Regions from separate parts of the Homo sapiens genome. Here region 2 is linked to region 1. Evidence: chromatin loops called from intact Hi-C (ENCODE). Cell type or tissue: gastrocnemius medialis. All regions are shown on one strand. Each heading gives the region's core, and the rest is flanking DNA. Links, peaks and the distances in the headings are about the cores only.

The links. Hi-C counts contacts between places; a loop is a spot of excess contacts. Peaks named below come from ENCODE experiments on the same cell type or tissue, not always from the same donor. Only the 100,000 strongest peaks of a DNase experiment are listed, where the experiment ranks them.
Region 2: a loop joins it to region 1, with 2.2 times the contacts of the local background. A loop is called at or near these places in 1 of 110 quality-filtered maps.

What each region holds. Positions count from the first base shown.
Region 1 is chr15:42,313,015-42,317,014 of GRCh38, reverse strand. All of the region lies in intron 10 of GANC (glucosidase alpha, neutral C), which reads right to left. It also overlaps the pseudogene BNIP3P5. Among named protein-coding and RNA genes, the nearest start is that of TMEM87A, 42 kb to the right of the region's middle. In gastrocnemius medialis, for the core only: no CTCF peak of the experiment used is centred there; no DNase peak of the experiment used is centred there; H3K27ac peaks cover 693 bases.
Region 2 is chr15:42,191,814-42,196,997 of GRCh38, reverse strand. All of the region lies in intron 2 of VPS39 (VPS39 subunit of HOPS complex), which reads left to right. Among named protein-coding and RNA genes, the nearest start is that of MIR627, 5.3 kb to the left of the region's middle. RefSeq lists an enhancer at 4,276-4,465. In gastrocnemius medialis, for the core only: no CTCF peak of the experiment used is centred there; a DNase peak (open chromatin) is centred at 2,327.

The DNA of each region.
Region 1 (4,000 bases), core at 1-4,000:
GGACAATTATCAATCATTAGCGTAAACATTATTAATCATTAGCTTTTAATATTACTCTTTGTTGCATTACTAATATAACCTAGAATAACCAGCGGGTATAGGGTCAGGTACTCAAGGGACATTGTGAGAAGTGACCTAGAAGGCAAGAGGTGAGCCCTCTGTCATGCCCGCATAAGGGCCGCTTGAGGGCTCCTTGGTCAAGCGGTAACACCAGTACCTGGGAAGGCCCCGTTAATTAGCAGATAGTGAAAGGGAGTCTCCTTTCCTTGGAGGAGTTAGGGAACACTCTGCTCCACCAGCTTCCTGTGGGAGGCTGGATATTATCCAGGCCTGCCAGCAGTCATCTGGAGGCTTAAACCCCTCCCTGTAGTGCTGTGCTTCAATGGTCACGTTCCTTGTCCACTTTCATGTTTCTCTTTTAAGTTCATAGTAGATAGCGGTAGAATAAATAGTGAAAGTCTTAAAGTCCTTGATCTTTCTTACAAGTGCATAGAAGAAAACGCATAGAAGAAAATGCTGCCTTCCCTCTCTGCTTTGGCTGCCTAAAAGGGAAGGGCCCCCGTCCCATGATCACGTGACTTGCTTGACCTTATCAATCACTTGGACGACTCACCTTCCTTACCCTGCCCCCCTTGTCTTGTATGCAATAAATATCAGCGCGCCCAGCCATTCAGGGCCACTACCAGTCTCCGCGTCTTGGTGGTAGTGGTCCCCTGGGCCCAGCTGTTTTCTCTTTATCTCTTTGTCTTGTGTCTTTATTTCTTACAATCTCTCATCTCCGCACATAGGGACAACACCCACTAAGCCCCATAGGGCTGGACCCTACAATTGTGAATAATGCTACAGTGATCATTGGCATACATGTATCTGTTGAGTCCCTGCTTTCAATTCCCTTGTGCATATATCTAGGAGTAGAATTGCTGGGTGTATCAGTTAGGGTTCTTCAGAGAACACAGGGTTTTTCAGAGAAACAGAATTAATAGGATTTATATTGAATATATTTATATACTTATAAATATGTATACATACACAGAGAGAGATACAAATACTTATTTATTTAAAGTAACTGGCTCGTGTGATTGTAGGGGCTGGCAAGTCTGAGTTTTGCAGGAGATACTGGCATACTAGAAAACCAGGGAGGAGTTGATGTTGCAGCTTGAGCCTGAAGGCAGGCTGGAGACATTCTGTTTTCCCCAGGGACCTTAGTCTTTTTCTCCAGGCCTTCAACTACTGGATGAGGCCCACTCTCATTATGGAGAGTAATCTGCTTTCCTCAAAGTCTACTGACTTAAATGTTAATCTCATTAAAAAATACTTTCACAGAGACATCTAGACTGGTGTTTGAATACCTGGGTACCACGACCTAGTCAAATTGACACATAAAATTAACCATCATACTGAGTCATATGGTAATTCTATGTTTAACTTTTTGAGGAAATGCCAAACTTTTCTGCAATGGCTGAACCATTTTACATTTCCACCAGCAATGTTCCAATTTCTCTGCATCCTCGTAAACACTTATGCTTTTCCATTTTTTTGGATTTAGCCATCCTAGTGGGTGTGAAGTGATATTTTACTGTGGTTTTGATTTGCATTTTCCTAATGACTAACAATGCTGAGCATATTTTCATGTGTTTGTTGTTCACTTATTTATCTTCTTTGGAGAACTATCTCTTTAAATCCTTTGCTCATTTTAGAATTGGGTTGTTTATCTTTTTGTTGTTTAAGAATTTGGTAAAGATTTATTTATTTATTTTCCATTTCTAGTCTTTTAAAGTATGGCTTCTTTTCTTTTTTTAAAGGATATGGCAAATATTTATTTTTTTCCATTTCCAATCTTTTAAAGTAGATACAGATATGCTTAGGATAAAGCTGATTTTAACAGCACAAAAAAGTTGAGCACAAAGGATAGGATTAAATTCAGCAATCCAGAGTGATAAAGAGGAAAAGATACTGAGTACGTGCCTTTGACAGACACATTATCCAAGTTGATTACCTAATAGTTGGAGGTTGAAGTCCTTATGCTGCAAAAGTGAGAACAATTTGGTGTATGAAGTGTATGGTGGCATTTGTAGCTGTAACTTGTTCTCTATTTATTAAGAACAATTACCATAGTTAAGTGTAGTCTTAGTAGACAACCTGCATTTATTTAAATTAAACATAATATTTTCCACAGTAGTGTAAGTAAGGCCACAATATTTATTCTGGGCAAACCCTTTAATGTAGTGATTTTAATATCACTGTCATTCATTCTTTTGGAATATAAAGTGTTTTAACAGAATTCAGGTTACAGATAATTTTTAAAATGCTATATCATGACTAATATATTAAAACGATACTTACATATTTATACTAATATCCAAAGAAAACTCACTGCCAAATTGTTACAGTAGATATTAATCAGTCTGATACCCTTATTAACTGATTCTATAGGTATAAGTATAGGTCAGTGTGATTTTAGTGTCTATTCTTTCATTTTACTAAATTAGGAAAGCAGTATTTACAGAACAAATAAAAACAAGTGAAACAGCCACCCAAGGACCATAACAGCTCCTGAGTTAGCTGTGTCACAAGCTCAGATAGAAATCCCCACTATACGCACAAAGCTGGATTCAAATTATTCATCAAAAGGTGCTGGTAGAAGTTGTCAGATGCCTTCCAATATAGATCCCCAATCCCATGGCCACCAGATGAGACAGCAGCAAAACCCTTTGGAAATTCTGCTGAGAAAATGCCCCCTTTCCTCATCAGGCTTTAAATTCCATGCTGGGTAGCTACGTGCTTCAGGTGCTTTAAAGAGGAACTCCTTGTGGGGAATATTTTCTGGCCAACTTGTCCAATCCCATATCCAATCTGAATTTTTCTTCAAGATGCTTTCAACTTCTTTCCTTTTCTCAGTATCTTCCTCAGACTGAGAGCTATTTTTCTCCAATGTCTGTAAAAGAGGTAGGCTGTCACAGAACTTTTGGAGCTACTCTGTCCAAATTCATTTTAAGCATCCAGCTGTATTTTTTCCATGTCACTATTACATTAATTTTGTTGTTGTTGTTGCTGTTGTTTTTAGAGATAGGGTCTCGCTCTGTTGTCTAGGCGGGAGAGCAGCAGCATGAACAGTGCTTACTGCAGCCTTTCTCTGGGAAGCAAGGCAGAGGATTACTTGAATTCAAGGAAGCACTTTGGAGGCTTCCCAAAGCACTGGGATTACAGGCGTGAGCCACTGTGCCCAGCCCATGTCACCATTATAAACAGAAACTGATGTTGGAGCACTGTTCCCCTTCCTATCATTGCTAAAGTACAGTTCTATCCAGGAGCCCTGCAAGCTCTTTCCCTACAGCCTGGGGTCCCTGCTCTGTGATATGGTGCCCAGAAGGTGGCTGTAGCAGTCTGGGTCACTGTTTGGTTGTGGTCTAGAGGCTGCATGCGCCCTCAGTGGCAGACGAGCATGAGGGATATGGGCCCAGTGCTCAGCCTGTCTTTTTGTTGCTCAGTGGTAGACAGTTCTTCATGTATTCTGGATAAGAGACCCATATCAGATATACAATCTGCAAACATTTTCTCCCATTCTGTAGGTTGCTTTTTCACTTTATGTTCTTTGATGCACAAAAGTTTTTAATGTTAGTGAATTCTAACATGTGTTTCTTGTCATTGTTCCTCACGATTTTGTTGTCATATCTAAGAATCCACTGCCAAATCCAAGTTCATGAAGATTTACCTGTTTTCTTCTGAGAGTCTTATGGTTTTAGCTCTTATATAGTTGAACCATTTTATTTTTTTGTATATGATACACATATAACATATTTTTGAATATAGGAGTCCAACTTCATTCTTTTGCAAGTAGATATCCAACTGTCTCACACCATATGCTCAAGAGACTATTTCTTCTTCATCGAATGGTCATGAACCTTTATTGAAATTATAATGGTGACATGGACAAAGCACTGTGGCTTGTGCCTGTAATCCCAGTGTTTTGGGTGGCCATAAGCGTATGGGTTTACTTCTA
Region 2 (5,184 bases), core at 502-4,501, 120 kb after region 1:
TTATGGCTGCATAGTATTCCATGGTGTATATGTGCCACATTTTCTTAATCCAGTCTATCATTGATGGACATTTGGGTTGGTTCCAAGTCTTTGCTCTTGTGAACAGTGCTGCATTAAACATACGTGTGCATGTGTCTTTATACTAGCATGATCTATAATCCTTTGGGTATATACTCAGTAATGGGATGGCTGGGTCAACTGGTATTTCTAGTTCTAGATCCTTGAGGAATTGCCACACTGTCTTCCACAATGGTTGAACTAGTTTACAGTCCCACCAACAGTGTAAAAGCGTTCCTGTTTCTCTACATCCTCTCCAGCACCTGTTGTTTCCTGACTTTTTAATGATCGCCATTCTAACTGGTGTGAGATGGTATCTCATTGTGGTTTTGATTTGCATTTCTCTGATGGCCAGTGATGATGATGATGAGCATTTTTTCATGTGTCTGTTGGCTGCATAAATGTCTTCTTTTGAGAAGTGTCTGTTCATATCCTTTGCCTACTTTTTGATGGGGTTGTTGGTTTTTTTCTTGTAAGTTTGATTTCTTTGTAGATTCTAGATATTAGCCCTTTGTCAGATGAGTAGATTGCAAAAATGTTCTCCCATTCTGTAGGTTGCCTGTTCACTCTGATGGTAGTTTCTTTTGCTGTGCAGAAGCTCTTTAGTTTAATTAGATCCCATTTGTCAATTTTGGCTTTTGTTGCCATTGCTTTTGGTGTTTTAGACATGAAGTCCTTGCCCATGCCTGTGTCCTGAATGGTATTGCCTAGGTTTTCTTCTAGGGTTTTTATGGTTTTAGGTCTAACATTTAAGTCTTTAATCCATCTTGAATTAATTTTTGTATAAGGTGTAAGGAAGGGATCCAGTTTCAGCTTTCTACATATGCCTAGCCAGTTTTCCGAGCACCATTTATTAAATAGGGAATCCTTTCCCCATTTCTTGTTTTTGTCAGGTTTGTCAAAGATCAGATGGTTGTAGATGTGTGGTATTATTTTTGAGGCCTCTGTTCTGTTCCATTTGTCTCTATCTCTGTTTTGGTTCCAGTACCATGCTGTTTTGGTTACTGTAGCCTTGTAGTATAGTTTGAAGTCAGGCAGCGTGACGCCTCCAGCTTTGTTCTTTTTGCTTAGGATCGACTTGGCAATGCAGGCTCTTTTTTGGTTTCATATGAACTTTAAAGTAGTTTTTTCCAATTCTGTGAAGACAGTCATTGGTAGCTTGATGAGGATGGCATTGAATCTCTAAATTACCTTGGGCAGTATGGCCATTTTCACAATATGATTCTTCCTATCCATGATCATGGAATGTTCTTCCATTTGTTTGTGTCCTCTTTTATTTCGTTGAGCAGTGGTTTGTAGTTCTCCTTGAAGAGGTTCTTCACATCCCTTGTAAGTTGGATTCCTAGGTATTTTATTCTCTTTGAAGCAATTGTGAATGGGAGTTCACTCATGATTTGGCTCTCTGTTTGTCTGTTATTGGTGTATAAGAATGCTTGTGGTTTTTGCACATTGATTTTGTATCCTGAGACTTTGCTGAAGTTGCTTATCAGCTTAAGGAGATTTTGGGCTGAGCCATTTTTGTATCTTTTGTAGTGATGGGGTTTCGCCAGATTGCCCAGGCTGGACTTGAATTCCTGGGCTCAAGTGATCTGCCCACCTCAGCCTCCCAAAGTTCCGGGACTACAGATGCGTGCCATCATGCCCAGTTAATTTTTGTACTATTTTAGAGACAGGGTTTCACCATGTTGGCCAGGCTGGTCTGGAATTCCTGACCTCAAGTGATCCGCCCGCCTCGACCTCCCAAAGTGCTGGGATTACAGGCATGAGCCACTGTGCCCAGCCCAGTCTACTCTTATTTTGAACTGAGAGGGCTTAGATTTGTTCATGTCTGAGGCCTTTACAACTCTAGGTTTATTTCAGTCATGCTGTCATCCTAGAGCAGTGTTCTGAAAATGTGGTCTCTAGACCCCTGGGGATCCTCAAGATCCTTTCAGAGGACCTACAAGGACAAAACCAAGTTTGCAGAAACACTAAAACATTTCGTTTTTTGTTTTTTTTTTTTTTCACTGTATTGACATTTACAATGATGGTGCAAAAGGAATGGTAATTAAAACTGGTTAGCACCTGAACACAAATCAGAACAGTAGTACCTAACTTCAAATAGAGATTTTTTTAAAAAAACGAAAAAAACAGTGGTACCAAGCTGTACTGATGGTCATTGTGTAATTCTCACCATGTGCTCACAGTGGGTTTTGTTTGTTTGTTTTTTTGAGATGGTCTCATTCTGTCACTCAGACTAGAGTGCAGTGGCGCAATCATGACTCACTGCAACCTATAACTCCTAGGCTCAGGCGATCCTCCCGCCTCAGCCTCTCAAGCAGCTAGGACTACCGGCACACACCAGCATGCCCAGATAGTTTTTTCACTTCTTGTAAAGATGAGTTGTCTCTTCTTGCCCAGGGTGGCCCCAAACTCCTTGCCTCAAGTGATGGGTTTTATTTATTTATTTTTTCTTTTCTTTTTTTTGAGACGGAATTTCACACTTGTCTTCTAAGCTGGAATGCAATGGCATAATCTCGGCTCACTGCAACCTCCCCCTCCCAGGTTCAAGCAATTCTCATGCCTCAGCCTCCTGAGTAACTGGGATTACAGGCGCCCACCACCATGCCTGGCTAATTTTTGTATTTTCAGTAGAGACAGGATTTCACCATATTGGCCAGTCTGGTCTTTAACTCCTGACCTCAGGTGATCTACACCTGGGAGGTTTCTCGGCCTCCCAAAGTGCTGGGATTACAGGCGTGAACCACCACACCTGGCCAGTTTGTTTTTGTTTTTGTTTTTTTTTAAAGCTAGTTTCACTTAAAAGTGTTCTTGGTTAGGCAGTACAAGTTATTTTTATTGTATTTTGACTTTTGGCAACACATCTTTTTAGTAATCTCATATGATATAATGGGAAGTACACATAAAGCACTTCTGCTGTGTGCTAGGGTGTGAAGTCCGATAGCTGTCTCAAGGGAAAAATGCTTATGTGATTGAGTTACGAGCTAAACTGGCTACTTTTTTCAGGGAGTATTATTTTTGTTTGAAAGAATGACAGGTTGTGGTTTTTTCAGACCATTTAGATATTTGGCATTTTTTTTTTTTTTTTTATGAACAAAGGGAATCTGTTACTTTAAGGTAAACAACTGGCAGTATTTGTTGTGAATGATAAAGTTAGAGCTTTTAAGAAAAAAAATAGAATTATGGAAAACTTGTGTTCACTCCCCTGAGTGTGACAGCTTCTCCATAATTAAAGATTTTTTCTGATGAGATTGGGGGTGATAATAATGAGTGTCATTTTTTAACATCCTATAATGAAATGTAGGTCTGGATTGGAAAATCTGCATAACTCAGTGAACCAGTATTTTCCAAATGACTAATGCATGAGTTTTAAAATCACGTATGAGTAAAAAATACATTCAAAGTGTAAGGTAGACCAATGTTTTTTTACGTAACAGAAAATGAAAAGTTCATTGACAGGTGTGAGATTTCGCTTTACAAGAAATTACATTTGTTAAGTGTTGGTGTAGTATCAAAGAAGAATCTGAAAAATCTATTAAAGTACTTTTCCCTTTTCAACTATGTTATCTATATGAGGACAGATTTTTTGTCATATACTTCAACCAAAACAAATTAAATTATCAAAACAGATTAAATGCAGAAGCAGATGTGGGTTCTTACTTATGGGGTTATTATTGTTATTTTTAAATACATATATGTTTTTAAATGTATGTATTTAAATTTCTAACATAAATATTCATGTATATAACCCCCAAAAAAGTTCTTTGAGGTCCTCAGTAATTTTTAAGATTATCAAGATTTTGAGACAAAAAAGTTTAAGAATCTCTGCCTTAGAAAATTCTGTTTGTAAAGAGAATTATAGGCCGGGGGCAGTGGCTCACTCCTGTAATCCCAGCACTTTGGAAGGCCGAGGTGGGTGGATCACCTGAGGTCGAGAGTTCAAGGCCAGCCTGGCCAACATGGTGAAACCCTGTCTCTACTAAAAATACAAAAATTAGCCGGGCATGGTGGCACATGCCTGTAATCCCAGCTACTCCAGAGGCTGAGGGCACGAGAATTGCTTGAACCCGGGAGGTGGATGTTGCAGTGAGCTGAGATTGCACTACTGCACTCCGGCCTGGGCAACAGAATGAGACTCTGTCTCAAAAAAAAACAAAACAAAACAAAACAAAAAAATAAGAAAAGAGAAGTATTAAATGCAATAATAGGACGCTTTCAAGTGTAGGAAGTGTCTGAATTGTTTTTTTTTCTCATGAAATGTAACAGCAGAATACCAGGGCACACTCCCTGCAACTTTAGGGCCCTTTCTTCATCCCCTCTGCTGAGGGACACATGGAAGAAGTAAGACCAGCTTTGGTGGCATGAGTTCTTATGGCTGCCCCAAAGAGTCTCCCTGATTTCCAGAGGGCAAGGGCAGAGCTAGCTGTGGGGAACAACTCAGGTCAGCAGTGCGAGCATCCTGTCCATGAAGTAGAAGGCAGGTAGCAGGGCGTGGGTTCAGAGCACAGGCTTTAGAGTCAGCCTGGGTTTGCTTGTAGGCTCCCTCACTGGCTGTTACCTAACTGCTTTACCCCTCATGCCCCTCAAATATGAGCTTGGAATAATAATACCTACTTCTTGGGAGTAGTTGTGAGTTTACAGAAAAAAATATATATAAATTTTTAAACCCCGAACCCAGTATGTAGTTATTGCTTCATGATAGCTGCTCTGATGATGATGATGATAATTATTCTCTTTTTGACTCATTGGTGACTTTTGAGGCTGAATATTTTTGTCATCCCCAGCAAGGCTGAATTCACATGTTTTTATGGTATATAACTTTCTTCCCCTTTTTTGTAACAGTGCCAGCAGATGTAGCATCACCTGAAAGCGGCAGTAAGTGTAGACGCATTGAATTGCTTTAGCTCTGGAGATGGGTTTGAGTGTTTGCTCTGTCTCCGTGATACAGAACTTAGTTAGAATAGTTGCTGGAAATTAGTTGGTCTAGATCTAAGGATGCTTTGGGCTGGGTTTCATGGCTTGGGCTCTTATATTTGACTGTTACTTTTTACACCCTTCCTTGTGGAACACTTTGCCAAGGTACTGATTTTGCAAGATAAGATCTTCAGACTCACGAGTACCTTGCCG